5 separate regions of the Mus musculus genome follow, and regions 2, 3, 4 and 5 are each linked to region 1. The links are chromatin loops, found by intact Hi-C in ENCODE. Cell type or tissue: left cerebral cortex. All regions are shown on one strand. Region 1 overlaps P2rx4 (purinergic receptor P2X, ligand-gated ion channel 4). Region 2 holds the start of P2rx7 (purinergic receptor P2X, ligand-gated ion channel, 7). Region 3 overlaps Arpc3 (actin related protein 2/3 complex, subunit 3). Region 4 overlaps P2rx7 (purinergic receptor P2X, ligand-gated ion channel, 7). Region 5 holds the start of Anapc7 (anaphase promoting complex subunit 7).

What was found. Hi-C counts contacts between places; a loop is a spot of excess contacts. Peaks named below come from ENCODE experiments on the same cell type or tissue, not always from the same donor. Only the 100,000 strongest peaks of a DNase experiment are listed, where the experiment ranks them.
Region 2: a loop joins it to region 1, with 2.7 times the contacts of the local background. A loop is called at or near these places in 12 of 42 quality-filtered maps.
Region 3: a loop joins it to region 1, with 3.0 times the contacts of the local background. A loop is called at or near these places in 15 of 42 quality-filtered maps.
Region 4: a loop joins it to region 1, with 2.1 times the contacts of the local background. A loop is called at or near these places in 8 of 42 quality-filtered maps.
Region 5: a loop joins it to region 1, with 3 times the contacts of the local background. A loop is called at or near these places in 9 of 42 quality-filtered maps.

What each region holds. Positions count from the first base shown.
Region 1 is chr5:122,724,020-122,729,019 of GRCm38, forward strand. It overlaps P2rx4 (purinergic receptor P2X, ligand-gated ion channel 4), which reads left to right. Exons shown (of 12, transcript NM_011026.3): 6 at 575-655; 7 at 971-1,112; 8 at 1,211-1,347; 9 at 3,179-3,272; 10 at 3,380-3,445; 11 at 3,726-3,821; 12 at 4,268-5,000. The coding sequence ends at 4,294. It also overlaps a transcript of Camkk2 not described here. Among named protein-coding and RNA genes, the nearest start is that of P2rx4, 19 kb to the left of the region's middle. In left cerebral cortex, CTCF peaks have their summits at 1,210 and 2,172 (motif pointing left); DNase peaks (open chromatin) are centred at 1,202, 2,159 and 3,355.
Region 2 is chr5:122,640,849-122,645,848 of GRCm38, forward strand. It overlaps P2rx7 (purinergic receptor P2X, ligand-gated ion channel, 7), which reads left to right and starts at 3,079. Exons shown (of 13, transcript NM_011027.4): 1 at 3,079-3,350. The coding sequence starts at 3,226. In left cerebral cortex, no CTCF peak of the experiment used is centred here; DNase peaks (open chromatin) are centred at 3,077 and 3,387; H3K4me3 peaks cover 1,055 bases; H3K27ac peaks cover 1,017 bases.
Region 3 is chr5:122,399,270-122,404,269 of GRCm38, forward strand. It overlaps Arpc3 (actin related protein 2/3 complex, subunit 3), which reads left to right. Exons shown (of 7, transcript NM_019824.4): 3 at 2,378-2,454; 4 at 4,090-4,158; 5 at 4,855-4,981. Among named protein-coding and RNA genes, the nearest start is that of Gm32853, 8.5 kb to the left of the region's middle. In left cerebral cortex, a CTCF peak has its summit at 2,196 (motif pointing right); DNase peaks (open chromatin) are centred at 1,542, 2,207 and 3,800; H3K27ac peaks cover 1,857 bases.
Region 4 is chr5:122,647,367-122,652,366 of GRCm38, forward strand. The region is part of intron 1 of P2rx7 (purinergic receptor P2X, ligand-gated ion channel, 7); the gene reads left to right. Among named protein-coding and RNA genes, the nearest start is that of P2rx7, 5.9 kb to the left of the region's middle. In left cerebral cortex, no CTCF peak of the experiment used is centred here; DNase peaks (open chromatin) are centred at 29, 2,134 and 3,024; H3K27ac peaks cover 1,998 bases.
Region 5 is chr5:122,419,606-122,424,605 of GRCm38, forward strand. It overlaps Anapc7 (anaphase promoting complex subunit 7), which reads left to right and starts at 2,839. Exons shown (of 11, transcript NM_019805.4): 1 at 2,839-3,073. The coding sequence starts at 2,973. In left cerebral cortex, CTCF peaks have their summits at 1,962 (motif pointing right) and 2,573 (motif pointing right); DNase peaks (open chromatin) are centred at 2,607 and 2,791; H3K4me3 peaks cover 1,869 bases; H3K27ac peaks cover 1,333 bases.

The DNA of each region.
Region 1 (5,000 bases):
GCCACCATGCAGTTGTTGGGATTTGAACTCAGAACCTTTGGAAAAGCAGTCAGTGCTCTTAACTGCTGAGCCATCTCTCCAGACCCACATTTCTGAATTCTTACAGAAAAAAAAAATTCACCCAAGAAACGAGTCCCCTTGGGGACAGACTCACCTTGTATTGTCAGCCGCAGGCTGGTGTGGCACCTCTTAGAGCTTTCTGGCAGTATAGTTTCCTTTACAGCAAGGTCAGAATGTCCCTGCTGGCGAACTCCTCTGTGTTTTGACTTATAAAACCAGATCCAAGGAGCATCCATAACCCATGAACGCCTTAAAGGCAAACTGGAGGCCAGCAGATGCTAGGCAATCATGGTGGCCACAGCCAGCATCCCTTTCATTGAATGCTTTGGGCAGGAAGTTCTGCCTCTTCAGAGGAAGGATCCGGAAGGCCTGGTGACCCTAGTGTGACACAAAAGAGGATAGAAAATGCCAGATGTTCCCATTCTCCTTGCGAGAGTGGCGCTGTAAACTGTCGGAAAGGTGGCACCGACCGCAATGCGCATGTGTGTAATAACCTGTACAATTCCTTTTCCAGGCCAGCTTTTTTAAAGGCTGCAGAAAACTTCACCCTCTTGGTAAAGAACAACATCTGGTACCCCAAGTTTAATTTCAGCAAGTAAGTGGGGGCCGGGCAATAGGCATTCACGCGCCTCTTAAAAAGAACTTCTGGGGGCTGAGAGATGGCTCAACGGTTAAGAGCACTGACTGCTCTTCCGAAGGTCCTGAGTTCAAATCCCAGCAACCACATGGTGGCTCATAACCATCCATAACGAGATCTGGTGCCCACTTCTGGTGTCTGAAGACAGCTACAGTGTACTTACATATAATAAATAAATAAAATTAAAAAAAAAAAAAAGATTTATAAAAAAGAACTTCTGGCTCTCCCCGAAGCTGCCCTTGCTCAGACTCTCTGCTTCCTCCCCTACTTCAGGAGGAATATCCTCCCCAACATTACCACCTCCTACCTCAAGTCGTGCATTTATAATGCGCGGACGGATCCCTTCTGCCCCATATTCCGTCTTGGCCAAATCGTGGCGGATGCGGGCCACAGCTTTCAGGAGATGGCAGTGGAGGTAGGTGCCAGCATGGTTTTCCTCGCATCTTACCTGCCCCAGGATCCCGGCCCCAGCGTGAGCTTGAGTTCCGAAAGCCTCCCCTGCTTTCCCCACAGGGAGGCATCATGGGTATCCAGATCAAGTGGGACTGCAACCTTGACAGAGCTGCCTCCCACTGCCTGCCCAGATATTCCTTCCGGCGCCTCGACACTCGGGACTTAGAACACAACGTGTCTCCTGGCTACAATTTCAGGTACCGCTCACGCGTTGGGAGGATGCGTACATGTGGTTCAAGCCCAGGGCACATCCTGAGACCTGTCTCACTAAAATATAAGAGGCTGCACTGAGCCGGGCGGTGGTGGCACACGCCTTTAATCCCAGCACTTGGGAGGCAGAAGCAGGCGGATTTCTAGGTTCGAGGCCAGCCTGGTCTACAAAGTGAGTTCCGGGGCAACCAGGGCTATACAGAGAAGCCCTGTCTCGAAAAGAAAAAAAAAAAAAAAAAAAAAAAAAAAAGAGGCTGCACTGAAACTAGCCAGCTGAAGATGCTGCTGTATCTGTTTCCCCGGGCTCTAGTAACAGATGACACCGAACAGCTCGAAACAACAGAATTTTATTCTTCGATAGTTCTGAAACCAGAAGTCTGTAGGATTATGTTGCTGTGAACTCTGCGGTCTGATGCCGTAAACTCCTGAACCCCCACCATCACCCCAAGTGCTGGGATTAGAGGTGTGCACCCGCCACACCCACCTTCTCTCTTCTATTTATGGACGGCTAGGAACTTGCTGTGTAGACCGGGTTGGTTCGATCTTCTCTTCAAGAACATTAGATTTAGGGTTAACCTTAATCTGGCATGACCTCTCTTTAACTAATTACATCTGCAAAATAAGATCACCTTTGCAGGTGGAGATGAATTTGAGAAGGGACACTATTAAATCCAGGACACCTGGGAATGTGAGCGAGGCCTGGGAACACCATTGCCATTTTTCAAAAGCAGCCAAATCCTGTGTACAGTTAACGAGCATTTATTTGCTAGGTCAGTTTTCAAAGTTGCCCTTGACTCCCTCTAGTGGTAGCTTGTGGTATCAAATTTGCGTGGGGTAGTAAGAAGGCTTTCTTGAGACTAGGGCAGCTATTCGAACTCCCCCCAACCCCCACACCAGGGTGGGGTCAGATTTGTATGGTTCTGTCTCTGTCTCAGGGTTCTTAGGGGCCACGGTGGAGACCTAAAGCTTGGAATCCTAGAACTGAGAAGTTGACGGATCTCACACACACCCAGACCGTAGCCAGCACCAGTCTCACCTGAGGGTCCCAAGCCTGGACCAATAGCATAGAAGCTGTGGCACAGATAAATCCCAGACTTGAGATTCTGATAGAAAGCTAACTAAGGCTGGGGCCGGGCAGAGCGGTGATAGGGGCAAGGTTTCTTCGGAGAATCTCCATATTGCATATTTAGGAACTAATTGACCTTTTAGTTTCCCGGGACAGCTGGGATTACAGACTTCCCTGGTTTGCATTCTGTAGCCTGGAGGGTGAGCTGAGTTGGTGTCTTATCTCAATTGTGTATCTCAATCCAGCCAATGAGACTAAAATGGCAGGTGGTAGCCAGGGGGGGAGCCCAGAGGCGTGGTGTATCCCACCTGGAGCCAAGCTCCAGCCGGGCTGTGAGCCCCGGGGCTGGCTCAGTCCCCATCCTTCCATGCAGTCTTGTAGATCCCCACTGGCTGACAAGTTCTGTTAGTGCACAGGGTCCCCTGGAGAGAGGCAGGGGATGATGATATGACCCAGCTGTATCATCAGGAAGGCCGTTCAGAGCAAAAGGGCTCCCATCCTGGGGTAGGATGCTGGTGGCAGAGGAGTCCCTCTGCTCCTCCGGGAGGGGTCCTGGCTCCTCCTGCTACATTGCCTCACATTAACTAGGAGGCTGACCTGGGGGGGGGAGGGTGCTTGGTGTCTGCGAAGCCACTGGAGCAACTCGTTAACCAAGACAAGTTGTGCTCAGGGACTTGGGTCCTGCGCTAACAGTCCCTGCCTGGGACCCCAAGATCTGCACTTATTCTCCACCCTACCCTCTTTTCCTCCAGGTTTGCCAAGTACTACAGGGACCTTGCTGGCAATGAGCAACGCACACTCACCAAGGCATATGGCATCCGCTTTGACATCATCGTGTTTGGAAAGGTAGGCCCTCCTCTGAACCCTGCTTGGAGAGAGAAAGCCTCCCACTGTCCTATTTTCTGTCATCACCCCCATTAGAACACTTTGGTTCTCCTCCTGTCTTCCGCCAGGCTGGCAAGTTTGACATCATCCCAACCATGATCAATGTTGGCTCTGGCTTGGCGCTCCTAGGGGTGGTGAGTGTTTTAGAGCGGTTTCCTTGTCTGGACCTTTCTTACTCGTCAGCAGCTTAGTGAGCAAGCGCTGGCCTTCCCCTAAACCTCAGACTTGACTCTAGACTGGATGCCGTTTGGGGTGAGGAGAAAGATTCCCTAGAAATCCCACCTCTGAGACCAAGCCGGTTGGTCTCAGTCCAGTCTGATGCAGAGAAACGGAGATGCCATTCCTCCTTGGTAGGTTAGATCTCAGAGGAAGGGGGTCTTATAAAGCATCCTGGTTTATTCTGTGCTAAATCAGGCGACCGTGCTGTGTGACGTCATAGTCCTCTACTGTATGAAGAAGAGATACTACTACCGGGACAAGAAATATAAGTATGTGGAAGACTACGAGCAGGTAAGCACCTGTACCCAGCGCAGGCACGAAGTGTGAGCGTCTTGCCTTTGTCCCTTGTCCCCACGGAGAGCACCGAGCAAAGGCCCTTCTACCGAGGCTGGCACGGGTCAGCTGATCACCCCAGCAGTTACACCTGTAGTAGCATGGCTTTTCCTCTCTTCAGATAGACTCCCTCTTTAAAACCCAGCTGTGTCTTACCTTCTATTTATCACTGTCACACCTTGACTGTGACAATGGATCTCCATCCACATGGTACTTTCATTCATCCTCAGAACGAGGGTTTTGTACCTTACTGTGAGACTCTCTAGAACTAACTGGAGACCTCTCTGTTGCTAAGATCTCCCCACAAGCCCTCAGGAGAGGCACCAAGCCGCTGCCTGCCGTAGGTGGTTGGGGATCTGGTGGCAACACGGGCTGGGTAGTCACTCGTTTACCCCTCTTCGCAGGGTCTTTCCGGAGAGACGGACCAGTGATGCCTAACCCTACATTTCAATCCCACTCAGCCTGTGATGCAGAAATATGGGAGACTTGGCTGCTGCGTCTGTCACTCTAGAGACGGTTCCAGAGTCTCACTCGGTCTCCACTCCACAAATACTCAGGGTTGCCCGAGCACGTCTTGTATTGTTTTTTTGTGGGTTTTGAGCCCGGGTCCTGCTCTGCAGCTCAGATGGGCTTCAGATTCAAGATCCTCCTGCTTCAACCTCCAGGGGTGCTGGAATCCCACACGTCCATAACAGCACCCACTTCCCACGGGAGTTCCGGCATTTTTACATTTTACAGGTTCATTGTACACATCTCAGGCTGGCCTCAAACTCCAAGACATCCAAGAAACCCTATTAATCTCATTGTGCATATGGGGGGGGGGTCATTTGCACACTACACACAATGGATTTCTGGTGTGCTGTTGGCTGGGTCACCTGTTGCTTATACAATGTGAGTGTACTGAGGTAAGGGGAATATGGGAGCAGAGACACGGCTGTGGCTTACGGACAGGCCCAGTCCTTGGAGGCACAGCAGCTCTGTCCAAGCACTTTATAAGGAAGGAGGCTCCCCCAGGTGCCGTCAGGAGGCCTGGGATACTATTCCTCTTCCCTATGACCAGAGAAGTTGTCCTCGGAACAAAGGCAGGGTTAGCTTTTCCTTTCATAAGGGCTGTGTTGAAATGACCTAGGACCAAAC
Region 2 (5,000 bases), 83 kb before region 1:
AGCATCACAGATGTCAGGGGAGGAGTTAGTCCAAGAAATAGAGAGTAAGTGGCCGTGCTAGTGATCGAGTCCCAGAGGCCAAGCAACATAAGGAATACATATATGTCCAGTAAAACTGGCCACTGAGGAGTATGGGTAATCTTATTAATAACAGCTCTCTGTGGTTTGAATAGGAACGGCCCCCACAGACTTGAATGCTTGGTCACCAGGGCATGGCACTATTAGGGAGTCGGGGTGGGCTTTGAGGTCTCAAATGCTCAAGGCAGGCCTAGTCAGTCAGTCTGTCTGTCTGTCTCCCTTTCTCCCTCCCCGTTCTCTCTCTCTTCCTGCTGCCCACTGATCCAAATGTAGAATTCTGAGCTTCTCCAGTACCATGCCTGCTTGCACGCCATGATGATAATGGACTAAGCCTCCAAACCCATAAGCCATCTCCAATTAAATAACGGCTTTCCTTTATAAGAGTTGCTGTGGCCATGGTGTCTCTCCACAGCAATGGAACGCAGACTAAGACAACAGCCTTCACGGACTGTTATAGTAGTGAAAGAAAGAGCCCCAAGGGATATACCATAGAAGATCCATGGGAAAGGCTCAGCAGGGGATGCAAGAGAAGCCATATACCGATCTGCTTGTTCTGGGCATTTCTAGAGATGGGATCATGAGATGTCCTTCTGTGTCTGGCTCCTTTCACGTCTCCCTAGGCTCATCCACGCTATAGTAAGCACCTGCTCCTCACTCCTTTGCATGACTGAGTACTGCTGTTCTGTCATACGGATGTGCCACGGTTTTGTTGATGCGTTCTTTAGCGGATGGATATTTTTTGGACTTGTACGCCCATTCGTTGCTATATCCCCTAGCTCCTTAGACTCCTGGAGGGGGGGGTGGTGAAGAAATGAATGCAGGGAAGGAACTGAACCGTCAGAAGCCATGGAGTTGTTACAATATGAAGCCAGGTTTGGAAATCAGGCAGCTAGCCCTCTAGTTCTACCCACTAGACTTTACTGCTCTAATGGAAGCCCTTTGGCCTACTATTTGTTACATTCATCTTTGGTGTGTGTGTGTGTGTGTGTGTGTAGCTTGCGTGACCACCTGTGCATATTTGTGCACAGTTTTAATGGAGTCAGTTCTCTCCAAGTATTCGGGTCCTGGGGACCGAACTCAGGTCATCAGGCTTGATGGCACCTTCGTCATCTCACTGGTCCCATTTATTGAAGGTTACTGTACTCCTCCGAGTTTTGAAAGAGTAGCGACAAAGGTCAGGGCAGAGTTAAGAGAAAGCGGTAAGAGTGTGCTGGCTAGGGGCTGGCGAGATGGCTCAGTGGTTAAGAGCGCCGTCTGCTTTTCCAAAGGTCCCGAGTTCAAATCCGAGCAACCACATGGTGGCTCACAACTATCCGTAACGAGATCTGATGCCCTCTTCTGGAGTATCTGAGGACAGCTATAGTGTACTTACATATAATAAATAAATAAATGTTCAAAAAAAAAAAGTGTGCTGGCTAGAGAGGGCTACAGAGGGAAGCCCTTACCCCTCCGGGGCCTCCCGAGTAAACAGAGAGGGTTGGGAGACGCATCTAGCATCACTGCCTTCTAGTCCCTTGAACTGGAGCCAACAGGGGCAGGGGCCTTGATGTAGATCATAAGGAGGAGAAAGTACAAATTAAGTTAGGCTGGAAACATGTAAGTCTGCCTGGCCCATAATGCAGCAGGCAAGACAGCAGTAGGTTGGGATGCTTGCGGGGAGATGGTTCTTTCTCCCTAGGGAGGGATAACGCCTGAGTGACTGTTGCTTCCTTTCTCTAACGTCTAACATCCCACTTGTGCCTGGAAGATTCCAGGTCTCAGAGAAGCAGCAGCCATAGCCACGTTAGGACAGAGCCTCAGACACCAGGCTCTGCAGGTGCCTCATTTGAGGACGATCGGGTCTTTATCACCCAGGACCACCGATCCACTGTGTAAACCGTGTGGGAAAGGCCTGCTTTATACATCCTGCTTTCCTACAGCCTGTCGGAGCAGGGTTTCAGCCCTGGTGTGGTCCCTCGCAACTATAGTCCCAGAATTTGTGAGCTGGAGGTGTGGGAAAGATGAAGGCTTAAGGGTCAGTCTCAGCCTCACAGTAAGTTACAGAGAAGTCTGAGTTACACGAGACCCTGTCTCAAAACAAAACAAATAGAGAATAAAACAACAAAACCGCACAGCAAAAAAAAAAAAAAAAAAAAAAAAAAAAAATCAACCAAACAAGATTTCCTCTCAACTCCACCTTCCTCAGAATTCTACAATGAGGCTACCTCTTCTACTATTTGGAGATAGCATTGGTCCTCTCTCATGAGGTGTCTCCATGGTCAGGAGGGATACTGGATGCAGCTTTGTTCTTGGTGGTCTAGGACTGACTGGACCATGAGATGACCTCCCGGGTCCCGAGCAGGATGAAGTGTAGATGGAGGAGAGAGTGAGACAAGCGTGGATATAATCTTCCCATCCCACAATGAATCTGATCTGGCAGCCATCTTTGGCAGACCAGAGTATCCCGTGGAGCAGCGGAGGACAAAGATGCCATTCAGTCATCGGGTGCACCTGTACATGTGGACTGAACAAAGGGTTGTCCGGAAAACAAAGGGATAATCTCTGTGGGGTGCGGTGGGGCTCACCTATAATCCCAGCACTCGGGAGGTGGAGGCAGGAGGATCAGAAGTTCATAGCTAGCCTTGAGTGAGTAACAAATCTAAGGTCAGCCTGGCTGCTTGAGAACAGGTCTCAAACAGGCAACAAAAGAAATGGATGGGTCTGAGTGGGGGTGGGGGGGCTTGAGGCAGTGGTCGCATCTAGGCCCTTGTCTGAGTCACACTGGGTCTTACAACATTTGAAGGACTGCCCTTTTCTCTCAAATGAAATGAGTTCCAAAAGAGCACAAGGAAAGGGGGTGGGGAGGGGGAATTTTAAAAATGCCCATCTTCTGAACACCATCTTTGTGCGGGCGTCTGGGGGAGGCTAGCGGGGCGGGGTCATCTGCCAGCCAGGCCTGTAGGACTTGGTTCTTGTTTATTCCACTCACATTCAGGGCAGTTGCCAGGACCCGCCCCCGCTGCAGTCACTGGAGGAACTGGAAGTTAACCGTTCCTGCTGAGAAATCGGTGTGTTTCCTTTGGCTGCTCCTAGGTGAGGGTTTGCTGTGGTCTAGCCTGGGAAGTAGGTCTAGCCCAAGTCCAGCCTGAACAGAGCGAGCCTGTCGCCATGCCGGCTTGCTGCAGCTGGAACGATGTCTTGCAGTATGAGACAAACAAAGTCACCCGGATCCAGAGCACGAATTATGGCACCGTCAAGTGGGTCTTGCACATGATCGTCTTTTCCTACATTAGGTAAGCGGGGCGTGGGATGGGCCGATCTCTGCAGCACTGTACAGCGTCGGCAGCCCCACGAGGCAGCTGCTGGTGCACTGGCTGGATTCTATGTGGGTCCTTAAATCTGAGACACACTCTCATAGCCCGCTGGGAGGAAACAGTAAGAGGAAGCTGTGCTTGGCTGTAGCTGGAGGAAGCCGCAGAGAGAGAGGGTGGCAGACTGTGTGCCTCCCTTTGGCCTTTTCAACTGCAGCCAAGGCCTGCCAAGATGAGCGAGCAGGGCAGGGCATGCCCGGGGAACCTGGGAGACACAGGCCAACACCCTGGGCTCCCACAGAGATAAGGGGATTTCCCTTGTGGGCTCTGAATTATCCTCCTGCTTAGGAGAGATAGAACCAGGTTTGCAAATGTCGTTTTTAGAGCATCTTGGAGGTCCTTTAAAAACCTCTTATGAAGGTACAAAATGTGTACCCCGGACTTTCACTGATTTACAGTGTTCATGTCCATGGCTTTCCATGTATTCGTCGAGCTGTGCAGCGGTCACCAAAATCAAGAACATTTTCAGCCCAGTGTGGTGGTGCATGCCTTTAGTCCCAGCACTGGGGAGGCAGAGTCCAGCCTGTCTGTCTACAAAGCAAGTTCGAGGACAGCCAGGACGACACAGAGAAACCCTTTTTTTGAAAAACAAAACCAACCAAACAAGAACATTGTTTATCAGCCTAAAAGGTTGTCCCTTAGATCAGGGACCCACCAATCCATTTTCTGTTCCTGTGGATTTACATATGTATGTATGTATGTATGTATGTATGTATGTGTGTATGTGTATGTGTATGTGTATGTGTATGTGTATGTGTATGTGTATATGTGTATGTATACACACACACATATATTTCATATAAATAGAATCACATGGCATGCGGTCCTTTGCGACTGACTCTTCCTCTTAGCATGTTTTCAGTGTTCAGGTATGTGTTAGAGCGAGTGTGTTGATGCTGTAGACTATTTATGACTGGATAACACTCCACTGTATGTAAGTACAATACTATATAAGTAGACAGCCCTCTAGAGACTTCTTACTCATTCACCAGATTTACTTGGGGTTGCTTCTCTCTTTGTTACCTGGACATATGTCCTAATCTCTCCTGGGTTTACCTGGGGCTGGGGTGGGAGAGGGGGACTTGTTAGGTCATGTGACAACTGCATGCACCCTGGTAGGCACTGCTAGACTGTCCTCTGTGGCAGCTTCACCTTTTCACCTTAGAGCATCCGTCTCCACTCTGTCCACATCCTCACCAACGGGCGATGCTGTGGCTTTCAGACTGGAACTAACCTAGTGGGTGTGAAGTGCTCTCTCATTGTGGCTTTGGCTCCCGTTTCCCTGATGATGATAAGGATGGTGCTTTTGACGACGTGTGTGGTGTTGCTGTAGTTTACAGAGAGTGAGAGTGGCCTCTGAGTGTGTGCCTGTTGGTGTGTAAGGGGGTCTGTGTGCATGTGGAGGCTAGGGGTGAGCTACCTGAAGCTTACAGCTGGACTGGCTTGGCCATCAAGCACCCAGAATCCTACAGTTTCTGCCTCCCCAGTGTTGGGCTTACAGGCACCTGCTGCTATGCTCAGTTTTTTTACGTGGGTGCTGTGGGTCGAAGTTGTATCTTTCTGCCTTCACGA
Region 3 (5,000 bases), 320 kb before region 1:
CATATTTGTGCTTGGTGTCCACAGAAGCCAAAGAGGGCATTGGAATTCCTAAAGCTGGTGTTTCAGATGGTTGTGAGCCACAATGTAGGTGCTGGAAACTGAAACCGGGCCCTCTGAAAAGCAGTCAGTGCCCTTAACCACTGAGCCTTCTCTACAGCCTGTGACTAAAGTTAGGGTCTTGCTGTCTAGCCTTGGCTGACCGGTACACCTCCTGATAATTGATTGGCCTTGTGACTCGGGTAAGGTAGTGTCTCCGAGCAGTATAAACTTGTGTATCCCTAAGATCAGGAATGTTGAACACTTTTAAAAATAGTTCCTGGCCATTTGTATCTCTTATTTTGAAAAGAGTCTGCTCATTCACCCATTTATTGATTGGTAGCTGGTGGTCTTGTTTGTGGGGGGTTTTTGTTTTGTTTTAGTTTTTGTTGGGGGGTGTTTGTGTTTTAGACAGGGTTTCTCTGTGTAGTCCTCGCTGTCCTGGAACTCGCACTGTAGACCAGGCTGGCCCCACACCAGAGCTGCCTGCCTCTGCCTCCCGAGTGCCGGGATTAAAGCTGAATTGTGATTTCTTTGATATGTGCTCACAGCTTGGTTTCCCAGTCTAGTCTGAGAAGTTTGGGATTATACACCCTTACTAATTATTGTTTGTAGCCATCAAGACGAAGTGTCCACTCTACCCTCAGCCGCACTCCGGATCCCCCATTCCATTTCTGAGGCAATTTTTCACTGTTCCCGAAGATTTTTTTCTAACACTGACAAGTCTTGAGATGTTCCGCCAACGGCGTCATCCTTTCTGTTGTTGCAGACACAGAGCCCAGACCCTGCAAATGTCTGGCCCGAGTTCCATGCCTGGTCTCCAAGCACACAGTTACAATTCCCACCTGTGTCCCCTTCCCCTTCCCCTTCCTTTTTCTGCCAGGTTATTTGACTTGACTTCCTCTTAAATGAATTTGTTTGCAACACTGGTTGAAATGTAAGTAAATTGAGTAGATCTGGCCATTCACTGCTTCTGAGAAGAAGGAGCAGGTGGGGAAAGACAGCCTTGAGGAGACCTGCAGTACTTAAAAGTTGCTGGCCAGTGAGCCCTGTCACACGGTTACAGATAACACATTGCTCTAGAAGATACAGCCAACTCAGAATGGAGAACATCCTAGCCACCTTCAAGCTGAGTCCTCCAGGGAGAAACAGAACACGTGAGGGTGACTGTCCCTCGTCCCAGAGGGGCTGGAACTGTTGGAGCAGATGTCTGAGATAGGGTTTGTCTGTAGCATGTGGGAGGCCCTGGGTTCGAGCCTCGGCTCTAGAAAAATCCTTTCCTGCTGTGCATGTATCTTTGCGTGCCTCTGTGTGCCAAGCTCTGTGTAGGTCTCCTCCGCCGTCTCCCTTAGGTGCTCTGGAGAAGTTTCCTTTCCTTAGGGGCGGGACGCTAAGGACAGGAAGGTAGAGTTAAAGTTCTGACGCTGACGCGGCCCTCAGAGAAGCACCAGCGAGGCTGTGAGGGAGTGGTAGCCCAGGCCAAGGCTGTCATGTGGTGCTGATGCAGCCAGCTGCTGCACGTCAAACCCGGGAAGTCTGACCTTTCAAAATGAAAAAGAGAGGACAGACTGCCAAAGAGATTGTGTAACGAGATGTGCGTCTGTCACAGAGTGCTCTGGCTTCCCTCAGTTAGTGGCAACTTAGAACCTGCTGGATTTAAGCCATGGTTTTCATAAAAAGAAGGAAATGTCCCCGATGTCCCTAAATAATTTGAGCATTTCTCCTGAGATGACAGTGCGTGGGCTCGAATAAAATTATATCAACACTTGGTTACACTGTGCTCGGGCTAAAGGGAAGGCTCAGAGGTTAAGAGCACTTCCTGCTCCTCCAGAGGACCTACATTGGCCTCACAAGCACCTGTAACTCCGGCTCCAAGGGACCTGGTGCCCTCTGACCTCTGTGGGTATCTGTGCACATGTGGCATACGTACAGACACACATGTAAGGGTTTTGTTTCCTTGGGTTTTTTGAGTTGGTTTGGTTTTGGTTTTGAAGACAGGGTTTCTTTGTGAAGCTCTGGCTTTCTTTGAACTCTTGGAACTCGCCTTGTAGACCAGGGTGGTCTCCAACCAATGGATCTACCTGCCTCTTCCTCCAGAGTGCTGGGAACAAAAGTGGGTACCACCACTGCCGGAATGTGTGCTGCACGGTTCCCTGGGAGCCCAGCAGAGGGCGCTAGATCCCCAGGAACTGAGCCCAGCAGAGCACCTGCAGCGCCTTCCTTGGTTTCCTTTATCCAGGTCTCAATCTTGTGCGGTAGGCTTGGTTGCCTGTGCTCGCCGCCTCTGGGTGTGAGGTTTGCCTTTGGTAATGGTCTCTGCCTTCTCTTGTCTCCCGCTTAGCCAAAGACACGGACATTGTGGATGAAGCCATCTACTACTTCAAGGCCAATGTCTTCTTCAAGAACTATGAAATTAAGGTAACTTCCAAGGAATGCTTAGTTTTCAGAAGGGGATAAAATTCTACCTGGAAGTCAGGTTGCTGTGAGGGCTAAATGGTGAGGGTGACTGTAGGATTTGAGACGAGACCCTGAGGAGGGTGCTGTGTTATAGTTTCTCTTCCTTTCTTGCTTTCTTGCTATCTTGCTTTCTTTATTTCAGATTATTTATTGTAGGCTGGGTGTGGTGGCACACACATTTAATCCCAACACTCAGGAGGCATCCACACAGGTGGATCTATGTGAGTACAGGACCAGCCTGGTCTACAGAGTTAGTTTCAGGATAGCCAGGGCTACACAAAGAAACCTTGTCTTGAAAAACCAAAAAGTCAAACAAGAAAAATTTAATGTGTGTGTGTGTGTGTGTGTGTCTGCGTAGAAGAAGGAGTTAAATCTCATGACTCAAGTTAGAAATGACTACAAACTACCACGTGTGTTGTGGGACAAACCCAGGTCCACTGCAAAAAGCAATCGCTCTGAGCTGCTGAGCCCTCACCTCACCCCTTCGTGCATTTTGATTCTTTCCGTTCTACACTTGTTACCGCTGTGCATGCCAGACGACCCACTGCCTGTTTTTGCAAATAAACCTCACTGGAGCACAGCCGTGCCTGTTTGTTTATGCATTCGCTGTGTCTGTTTTCGCACTGAACCGTGACTGACCAGTCACAACTGGTCATTAGCCACAAAACCTAAACAGCTCATTATCCGGCCTTGTCAGGGTTTGCCAAGCTCCGGTCTAGACGCATCTGTGTGTATTCAGTATTGATTAAGCACCCATGACATACCAGACCCATGTGCCCTGGTCCTTCCTGGGACCTCGCCCTCCTTCCCCTCCCTGAGGAGGGTGAGGAGGGTGGCCAGGGGCCTGGCTATAAAGGGGATGGATGGTACGAGACACACATTTCCTGAGCTACTGTGGTGAGCCAGGCACAAAGAAGGGCAAAGGATGTTCTTGACTGTGCTGTAAACTGTGTGGCTTCACCTTCTGCTCCCCTCAGGGATAGCAGAGTCCATCAGGTGTGGACTCTATCCAGTGCTGAGCACCGTGTCTGTAACCAACAGCTAGCCTGTGCTGTGCCAGTGAGAGCTGTGACAGGGACAGGCTAGATGCAGGGTTCGCCTGTCAGGAGCCAGAGGCTTGAAGGTTGTCCAAGAATGAGAGGCCAGCCAGGACTGTGGAGCAGAGACCCTGTCTCAGAACAAAGCAGAGAGCAGAGACACGTGTAATCTTTATCTGACTATAACTGTAAAACTGGGCACAGGCGACTGACATGTGATCAGTAGTCACCAGCTGTCTTCAATTCTTCCAGTCAGTGGAGATGTTGGGCCTGTGGAACTCTCCCAGAACTTGTCACGTGCAGTGGCTCCTTCCACTGCCAAGGAAGGGATGTATCTGTTCTCAGAGACACTCATGGGGAAAAGTTTTTTTTTAAAGTGAGCGCCCAGCTCTCCATTCTCCACCCTACACAGCATGAGGAAGGGGCTGTTGGCCAGGGCAACTGCACAGCTGGGTTTGGGGAAACTGGGCACCCTGTGGATGCCAGTGCGTAATGGAGGCAGAGATGCCCTGAACGGTCCGCCTCATGAGGTCATTGTGTTGTTTCTTCCCCCTTGTAGAATGAAGCGGACAGGACATTGATCTACATCACACTCTACATTTCTGAGTGTCTAAAGAAACTCCAAAAGGTAATGAGACTTGGCTTTTCACACACGAGGACAACAGCGAGAGATAGGCTAGCCCTCGCAGCCACCCGGGTCTGCCAAGACCCGAGGACAGGCTAACGTCTGATCTCTTCTGATGTGACCCCTAGGTGACTGACACGGAGGCAGAGGGCTGGGAGGTGTAGAGTGGACAGCAGCAGACAGCCGTGTTAGAGTCTCCCCCGTGTAAAGGCCTCAGCTGTTTCAAAAAGCTGACTCTGATGTCCATATGTATCTCTGCTTCAGACTTTAACTAGTAAGACCCTACTGTAGGGTAGAGGCGCACACCTTTAATCCCAGCGCTCAGGAGGCAGGAGCAGGTGGATCTCTGAGTTCGAGGCCAGCCTAGTTTGTGTCATGAGTTCAAGGACAGCAAAAGCTACATACTAAGGTTCTGTCTCAAAAAAATAAAAATAAAAGAAATTACTGTGTGCATTTATGAAGAGAAATGTGTGCCTATGTGGCAAGTTTGGTTTTTAGTATTTGAACTCCTGCTTTCCACTGCAGTAGTTTCTCTGGGCTTATTCCTTGGGAGCAGTGTTGAGAGGGCTGCAGGTTCAGGCACTGCAGACGGGCACTCACAGAACACCCACCCACGCGTACACCCCTGGCAGCTGCGTGCAGTGAAGGGTTGTATTTGGAGACTTACTCTCACGTACCAACGGTGTCCTTTGATTTTAGTGCAACTCCAAGAGCCAAGGCGAGAAGGAAATGTACACGCTAGGAATCACCAACTTCCCTATCCCCGGAGAGCCTGGCTTTCCTCTCAACGCCATTTATGCCAAGCCTGCGAGCAAACAGGAGGACGGTAAGAACAAGACTGGAAG
Region 4 (5,000 bases), 77 kb before region 1:
GGGACAGCTGGCTCCTCGGCTCCACCGCACCACTCCTGAATAGACTGCTGCATACCCACAGGGCTTCTGGAGTCCGTGCCAGCTCAGCCTCCCTGGCTGTTGACACAGCACTGGGCCAGGGATTAGCAGCATCAGGCTGGTGTTACAGTGTCTCAGAGGGGAGGCCCCGGGGGGCTGGAGAAACCAGCAGGGCCCAGGCTGCAGACAGAACTGAGCTTTATATTGAGGGCCCTGGGAAACATCAAGAGGAAGGCGACCTCTTCCTGTCTTCTAGCCACTATGTTTCCATCATGTCTCCTTTTCTGCCTGTCAGGCCACACACACACACACACACACACACACACACACACACACACGTCTCTTTCACAGGGACACTGAGCATTTGAGACTCACCCAGGTTACCTAAGGTGAACTTAAATCTCAAAGTCCTCAGTCTCATGTCCTCAGTTGCATGTCCTCAGTCACACGTCCTCAGTCACACGTCCTCAGTCACATGTCCTCAGTCACATGACTCAGTCACATGTCCTCAGTCACATGTCCTCAGTCACACGTCCTCAGTCACATGACTCAGTCACATGTCCTCAATCACACGTCCTCAGTCACACGTCCTCAGTCACATGTCCTCAGTCACATGACTCAGTCACATGTCCTCAGTCACATGTCCTCAGTCACACGTCCTCAGTCACATGACTCAGTCACATGTCCTCAATCACACGTCCTCAGTCACACGTCCTCAGTCACACGTCCTCAGTCACATGACTCAGTCACATGTCCTCAGTCACATGTCCTCAGTCACATGTCCTAAGTCACACGTCCTCAGTCACATGTCCTCAGTCACATGACTCAGTCACATGTCCTCAGTCGCACGTCCTCAGTCACACGTCCTCAGTCACATGTCCTCAGTCACACGTCCTCAGCCATGTGTCGTCTAGACGGCACTCCCTGATAAGGTACCACTGCTTGGTTCCAGAGATGAGTGAGGATCGGCAATCCTTGGGCTCCTGCTACAGGATGGGTGACTGGGAGGATCCAGCCTATTCAGAAGGCAGCTGCAGCTGAGGTACTGGTGTCCGGGTCTCACATTGTTGGTTTTGTGGGTTCCCGCTGGGCAGTGGTCCACAGAGACCTTTATTCTGACTATGCAGTGCCTAAGTGAATCCAGCCTTTGATCACATGATAGATCACATGATGAACTGTCTTTTTTAACAAGATTTACAAATCTCCTCGGTGGCCAGAGTCACATAGCCAGTCGGCGGCCGAGCCAAAATCGAACTTTCACAGTCACTAAGCTCATCCAGACTTCATCCAGAGTTCACGCTCACCCTGGAGACTGGAGGGGACAGGACCAAGACCTGGAGGGAGACTAAACTGTATTGGATCACCTGGTTGTGAACTGATGGTGGCCTGGCCTGAGGAGGTGACAGTGACAGAGGACAGGTGGAGTTGAATAACGTGAGGAAGATGAAGTAGTGGACTTTCTTTGATCTCGGTTTGCTGAGACGGGGCTTTAAGTAGCGCCATACATAGCTGTACCTAGCCTTGAACATCTACCCTCTGCCTCTGCCCCTGCCTCCACCACCACCCAAGTGGATACCACCAACCTATAGATAGTCATTGAAGCCATGGACATCGTCAATGGACCAGCAAGAGAGGTAACTAGATGAAAGCAAGAAGCTTTGAAGAGAGAGAGAGCCCTGAGTGGCACTAACATTCAAGGAGCAGGGAGATGCAGAACTTCCCAAAGCATTCTGAGACAGACGTCAGGGAGATCCAAGGAGGTCGGAAGAATGTAGACTCCTTGAGGCTGTGGTTAGAAAAAGAAGGAGAAGGAGAAGGAGAAGGAGAAGGAGAAGGAGAAGGAGAAGAAGAAGAAGAAGAAGAAGAAGAAGAAGAAGAAGAAGAAGAAGAAGAAGAAGAAGAAGAAGAAGAAGAAGAAGAAGAAGAAGAAGAAAGAAAGAAAGAAAGAAAGAAAGAAAGAAGAAGGAAGTCACTGGTGTCAGTCAGGGCATCTGCAGCAGGCCTGCTGGCCCCGGGAGGGAAGGGAGAGAGCACGGGTTGGCGAGGGAGGCTCTGGAGAAGCGGTGAGGTGGGGGTGGGAGCCAGACTGGAGTGGGTGGAGGAGTGAATGGAAGTGCGGAAATGGATGCGGTGACTCACTCTTTCAAAAGACTAGGCACCATAGGAGGAGTCAGGTCCTGCATTACGGCAGCAGAGAAGAATGGAGGGCGGGGGGTGGGGTGGGGGGGGAAGGTTTATTTTTAAGATGGGAATATTATATTTAAATGCAGAAGAGGAAAAGAGGGAGACAGATCAATGAAAAATCACCACCATCACCATGGTCATCTTCACGGGGACCAGCCAGCAACCATGGGGGGGGAGGGAGCTTGCCTGGTCCTCTTCCTTTGGTAATCACCCTTGACAGGTGACAGGTCCATCCTGCACTCTACTCCTTCAGAGGGCTCTCACAGTTGTGTCATCTGTCCTCATCTCCAGACTGATACCCAAGGTGCTGTCTGGAACCCTTCATCTCAGTCATGTCCATGTAGACGGAGCTGCCATGACCCTTGTGGTCAGGGGTGGAGGCACGTGCCTTTAATCTTAGCACTCGGGAGGCAGAGACAGGAGGATATCTGTGAGGCCAGCATGGTCTACAAAGCCAGTCCAGGACAGCCAAGGGTGCTATCACACAGGGGGCGAAGAGACTGACTTGTGAAAGGCAGTGTGCAACACTGTTGCTTTGCTGATGTTCACTGCATGAAACAATGTAGCCTTCTGTAGTCTGGCCCAAGGAACTGAGCCACAAATGTGTAAATGTGTATGCCGTTGACCTGGGAAGAAGATGCTCCTACAGATGCTGCCCGGCCCCATGAGTGAGGGTGTGAGTACAGGAAGCAAAGCCTGAAGCGAGGCCCCAGCTCTTTGAAGAGGGAGGTCTCTCTCAGAGCTTTTGCTTTAGAGTTATCTTTGCTCAGAACTCTGGGGTTCCTTTAAAAGAAATAGGCAGACTTTGCTTCGAGTCACTTCCTCCCCTGGTGGTGCTCTGAGAACCTTCTCACCATGCTGCCCGTGAGCCACTTATGCAGCCATAAATCCGGGAAAGTCCTTGAAATCCATAGCATATGGATCGGGACGCTGAAGAACACCTTCCTAGGGGCCATCTGCGTCTATATCTGGTGAGTCCAGACAGAGCCAGTCCCAGGGCTCCCTGGCCCAACCTCTTTCTCTACCTCCACTGCATCCCTGCTCCTCCAGGCTACCCCTACTTTGGCCAGGGTCTCTGGGTGACCCTAGCTTCTTCTGTGTCTGATCTCTTCTGCCTGCCAGGTTCTCCAGTTCCTCTAAATCTCGCCCATCCTACCAGGTTCAGCTAGATTCCAGCCCCTTGATACTGTGTTTGCTCCAGGGACTGGTGGCTTTGCATGCACCCGAAAGCACTGACCATCTGTTTCTTAGAGCTAAGAGTCACTGGGATTACAGACTAGAGAATTATCACACACACACACTCCCATTCATGGACTGAACCCATGGCCCAGAGAAGAGGCCTAGCTTCTCTTGAATCATTCCATGAAATCAAGAGTTGGTGACTGGGGCCTGGGCGTGGTGGCACACGCTTTTAATCCCAGCACTTGGGAGGCAGAGGCAGGTGGATTTCTGAGTTCGAGGCCAGCCTGGTCTACAGATACAGAGTGAGTTCCAGGACAGCCAGGGCTACACAGAGAAACCCTGGCTCGAAAAACAAAACAAAAAACAAAACAACAACAACAAAAAAGAGTTGGTGATTGAATTGAACATTAGACTACTCTTTTTAAAGGGCAAGACGCTGCAGTCTCTCTTTGCCTCGTCCCTCCTTTGATTCATTTCTGGAATATGTTAGTAGAATTTTCGTGTTCATTATGATACAAAGGTCTATTACATTTCCAAAGCCTTTACTAGTTCAAAAAAGTTGGATTCAATTGGAGATTATCATGTGTTGCATAATTCTAGAATGGGGATGATACATCAGACTGAGGTAGAGCACCAGTTGCTCTGGGATGAAGTTGCAAGGTATAGCTTGAAAGAAAATCCCAAGTATTTCTATGTGATTTGAGGCCAGGGTGAGACAGAGCACTCGTAATTGGATTTGTCTACATGTGTTCTATTGCACTCTGCATCAGACATGCTGAGTGGGTCCCAAATCTGGATTTCTAGCTCTAACATCTTTTTTTTTAAACTGTCTACATTTTGTGCGCAGTCACGTGCTCATGTGCCCTGGTGTCCATGTGGAAGTCAGGGAATAATGTTCAGAAGTCAGTTCTTGCCTTCGGTCATCGGGTGGGTCCTGGGGATTGAACCCGGATTGTCAATCTTGTCAGCAAGTGATTTTATGCATGGAAACCACCTCACTAGACCAATGTGTTCCTTCTTTAATCCCTCCTGCAGAAACACTAGAATATACTGTGGATAATGTGATATCAATGTGCTTCTGTGCGACTTAAGAAACAGAGTCTGATGATCCAGCTCTGCTCCCTGTAAACTTATCCTTTGCCCCATTTCACTGTTTTTCCTCCATGAGCATCATCCTGACTTAGATCTCTGTTCCTTTGTTTTGATATTTCTATAGGCATCTGCCTATGTGTGATATTCATCTCACCTATGGAGGTGAAATTCATATAGCATAAAACTGACCACCTAAAAGGGGGAGGAATGAAGGACTATTTTAATGTAAAAATGTCATTTAATGTCACCAGTGTCATTTAAGAGGTACACGATATCCTGTAATAATGCCTTTGTCTACCAATGTATTTCTGTCATCTTAAAAGGAAGTAATATACCCATTAACGGCCCCTCTCCATTTCTCCTCTCCTGGCAACTATCCATTTTCCTTCTGTATAGATTTATTGATTCTGTGCATTTCTTATAAATGGAGGGTGTGGTGGCACATGCCTTTAATCCCAGCACTCAAGAGGCAGAGCTAGGAGGGGCTTTGTGAATTTGAAGGGTGTCCCGGTGTGGACCAGGAG
Region 5 (5,000 bases), 300 kb before region 1:
GCTGAACACAATCACTCATCTGTGAAATATTTTTGAATCATCTGAAAACGCAACAATCCCTTTAGCTGAAGCAGCATAGAAAAAAGGCAATTGTAGTGAAGCATTAGATGTAAAGAATTGAGGAAACACTTGAATGCATCAATGGCATGGGCCTCAGGAACACAGACATAATTCCCCAACATAGCTCTTCAGTTCTCACTAGCGGGAGCATTCCCAGCCACAGGAACATCCACGTCCTCATAGCTCTGCTTGTTTTGAATTGCTCTGGTCAGCCGTTCTGGGACCCACAGCTGTTGTGATCCTGGGGAAACACAAGCAAACTCTCTCTCCCAAACCAATTGAGAGCACTCCTCTCTCACCTGATTCAGCCCCTCATTACCTCTCTGGAGTTCTACGTCACATCTTTATCTTCTATGCAATTTCTCACTAACTTCCAGACTGGCAAAACCCCTTTTGGTAAAACCCTCTGTTCCTCTGCAAACCTCAATTCCCCATGGTGCTTGGTGCAACTTGTCCCAAAACCGTGAACCTTAACTTGTCCCCAAAAACGGGAGCCTTAACTTGTCCCAAAACCGGGAACCTTAACTTGTCCCAAAACCGGGAACCTTATCATTACTTTGTGCCTGCTTCCTGGCAACTTTATATTTGCCTCTATTTTATCCGAGGTCCTTCCCAAAACTCCTGGGTTATTTTGTGCCTGCTTCCTGGCAACTTTATATTTGCCTCTATTTTATCCGAGGTCCTTCCCAAACTCCTGGGGTAGTAAGTTTCTCTTACTGTGAACTTACCCTGCTGGCAAACACTGACTGCTGAAAGTTCTGAACTCGTTGGTGGGGGAGTCGGTTCCCCGAATGGGCCACCAATTGTCACGTCCACTCTCGACCAACAAGAACGACACGACCACCAGTCCTTCTAACAGCAGTTTATTCAGCAAACTTCAGTCTCCCTCTCTCTCTCTTCATCTTTTTCTCTCCCAACTTTATCTCTCTCTCTCTAACCCCGGGCCTCTCACTCTTATATACTCTCAGTCCCCATCCACTCACAGCAGGCCATATCACCTCACCAGGCACGCAGCTTCAGCCAATCAGGGCAGCAGGGGCATGTCTCCACCAAAATGGATTCGCCAGTATCCTGGTGCACCTGCGCAGCTCTCATGAAGGTTGTGGCTTATTTTCAGGTGTATGAGGAAGTCAGGTGCAAGTCATAAGACTTAGCTGCAGTCCTGGGCACCTTCTTGGGACTGCTGCCACACCCACTCCTCACGTGGGGTCAAGATGTCTTTGTCATAGGCTAGTGAGATGGTTGAGTGGTTAAGAGCACTGGCTGTTCTTCCAAGGTCCGGAACTCATTTCTCAGCAACCACATGGTGGCTCACAACCAACTATAAAGGTATCTGATGCTATCTTCTGGTGTGTCTGAAGACAGCTACAGTGTATACTCATATACATAAAATAAATAACTAAATCTTTTTTAAAAAATGGCCTTGAATCTCAAATTTAAGCAAACAGCTTCAGTTGTTTACATTTTAATTGCATGTAGTTATTTATTTTGTGCGAGTGAGAGGCACATGCGGCTGTCTCAGAGGACAACGTGAAGGAGTCAGGTCTCTCCTCCCACACAGGGGATTGAATTTACAAAACTAGCCTTGCTGATAAGTGGTTTTACTCTCAGGCTGCCCAGCTTCAACATTTGAAAGTTTTGGTTTCCTTGTCGGCAAAGAAGGACTGACAATTCAAAGTACTTATTTGTTTGTTTGTTTGTTTGTTTGTTTTAAGCGTTTTCAAACAGGGTTTCTCTGCGTATCCCTAGCTGTCCTGGAACTCACCCTATAAACCAGGCTAATCTTTAACTCACAGAGATCGGCCCAACTCCCAAGTGCTAGAATTAAACCACCCCCTGCCAACGTTGTTATTTATTTATTGAATATGAGTACACCATTGCTCTCTTCAGACACACCAGAAGAGGGCATCAGATCCCATTAAATGTGGTTTTGAGCAACCATGCGGTTGCTGAGAATTGAACTCAGGATCTCTGGTATAGCAGTCGGTGCTCTTAACCACTGAGCCATCTCTCCAGATCCAAGTTGTTGTTGTTTGTTTGTTTGTTTGTTTCAATGTATTTTTATGAGTATCTGCATGCCTGAGTGTGTATGTCTGTGCACCACATGCATGTATGTGCCCATAGACGCCAGAGGAAGGAGTCGGATGCCCTGGAGCTGGCCTTTCAGACTGTTGTGAGCCACCAGGTAGGTGCTAGGAACCGAATTCCCCTGCAAGAGCATGCAGTTTTAATTTCTGAGGCGGCTCTCTCCCTCTATGGAAATGGCTTCAGCATTGCGATTTGTGAATATGCAATGCAGTAACGAGTTCGTAAAGGCTTGAGATGTTGACAGTGGGGCGATCAGAGATCCAGCTCATCCCTGTAACTATCTTTTCTTCGCACTTGGATCTAGCGGGTCACTTGGACGGGCAAGCCATGCCTTGCACCAAGGAATCTATTCCCAGTGACAGGGACAAGAGTCGCCAGGAGAGGGGGGCGTGCCACCTTCGCCTAGGACGCTCCCGTAGTTGGAGAAAGCCAGCCCTTGCGCGCCTGATTCGAAAATTCAATTTTTAACTGTCCGTTTTCCGCCTCCGCTGTGTTTAGGATGAACTCCTGTGCATTGTTACTAGCCTCCGCGAGGCATCCATTCCTCTCAGGCTGTCTTTAGCGCAGCAAAACTACGATTCCTACTGGGATGGCTTTGAAGATGATGATGATGGAGAAAACCCTTTCGCCGCTGCTTCTTTTTACTCAGGCACGTCCGTGGCTACCTCCATCTTCGGGGGGCGGAGCCGCGTCTGGACCGGAAGGACCCCGGCGCCGTCTCCATTTTGGAACTTTCCCCGAGCCTCTGCTCTCGGTTCCCGGGAGTTCTGTCCGCCGCTGCCGGTGCCGCGGTGTCGCCGGGGGCCACGGTGTTGCCGGGCAGGATGAGTGTGATAGACCACGTGCGGGACATGGCGGCTGCGGGACTGCACTCCAACGTGCGGCTCCTCAGCAGCCTGCTGCTCACCATGAGTAACAACAACCCGTGAGTTGGAGAGGCGGGGAGGTGGCGGTCCCGGGAGCCGGGGTTGGCGGTGGCGGGGGGACGGTGTGGTCCCGCGGAGGGCTGCGCGGGATCCGGCCTCGGTGGCCTCGGAGTTCTGGCTCCTTCCAGAACGACGAAGTCCCCTGAGTCCCGGGGACCCAGTCCACCGAGTGTCAGCCGTGGGGGTGCCACCCCAGCGGAGGGAGGGGACCCCACTTTCCGAGACTGAGAGCATCGGTGGCGGGCGCGGTGGCGCCTTTTTTTAATTTAAAAGGAACCCTGGCAGTCTAATGTAAGGCCCGACATTGCCGCCGGGGAGTGACTGGTTTTGTGTGGTTGTGTTTACAAACAGGGGTCTCCTGTAGCCCAGGCTAGCCTGCCCCAGGCTGTGTGTGTGTGTGTGTGTAGTCAAGGAAGACCTTGACCTTCTTACCCTCCTGCCTACGCCTCCCAGAAGCTGGGGGGGGGGGGTTAACTGGTGTTTTACACCCCCACCATGCTCTCAGTGTGCGTGTGGACCTTGGGGATCGAACCAGGGATTTCAGGCGTGCTAGGCAAAACACTACCGATGGAGTGACAGTTCTATCTAGCCGGGTTTACTGCGTCTCAAAGGAAGCCCGGGACAGTTGTAGGCTTGAATTGCCTGTAAGGGCCTTGCTTAAAAATTTCCCCATCATTGCTCACTCTTCGACGTGGCTCCGCAAGTCAACCTAGTCATTCCTTTTCTCTAATTTCTCCTCCTGCCCGAGCGCTCTCAGAGCAAGCATTGGCACCGGTGGCTTCACTTTAGAACCGCTGCCTGAGCCGGGCAGTGGTGGCGCATGCCTTTAGTCCCAGCACTTGGGAGGCAGAGGCAGGCGGATTTCTGAGTTCGAGGCCAGCCTGGTGTACAGAGTGAGTTCCAGGACAGCCAGGGCTACACAGAGAAACCTTGTCTCAAAACAAAACAAAACAAAAAAAAATGCTAAGGAAATGTGTTTATTACAGGGAGGTCCAGTAGGTCGACCAAGATCACACCCTGGAGAACATAGAGGAGCGAGTGGATCTGTCTATGATTGGAGATAGTTTGTATTTCAGTCCACCACTGTCTAGTGCTTCCAAAGAACATTACAGTAGCCTTCTACTCCGTGCAGACATTTGCATTTGGCGTGGCTGAGGCTAGTCTAGTGAGACAGCCAAAGGGCTGTGAGGGGCCTGTAATTCAGTCACTACCCCCCACTCCAATTCATTAGTGTGCTTTGGACCGACTAGGCACACACATCATTTGGTCACCAGCTTCTTTTTTTTTTTTTTTTTAAAGATTTTATTTATTTATTTATTTTTATTTATTATATGTAAGTACACTGTAACTGTCTTCAGACACTCCAGAAGAGGGCATCAGATCTCATTACGGGTGGTTGTGAGCCACCATGTGGTTGCTGGGATTTGAACTTCGGACCTTCGGAAGAGCAGTCGGGTGCTCTTACCCACTGAGCCATCTCACCAGCCCGGTCACCAGCTTCTTAGTGTGACACGAGGGACACTGGTCTCTGTCAGCCTTCTGTGTTGATGTTGAGGACTTTTCCCCAGAATCTTAGTGGTGCTTCATAGCAAATGGTTTCCTGTGTTGGGGATAATGCCCTAATCTTTACTCTTGGGTCGGGACAACGTTCTAGCACTGTTTGAACGCTATAGAGCGTCCTCCTCTAGTTAGACTGAATTGGGCTAACCCATGCTTTTCCACGTTAGGTTAGATTGGCAAGTTCTTAGCTACAGGAAGCAGATAAGTTCTGACCTTCATCCTTTATGTTTTGATATTTGTTGAAGAGACAGTGTACACACTGTCCAAAAACAAAATAAGACTGATAACATAGTTCAGTGGTAGAATTCTTACCTAAAATGCCTTGCAGCTGGATCTAGCCTTTACAGTTACCTAAGATATCGCTCT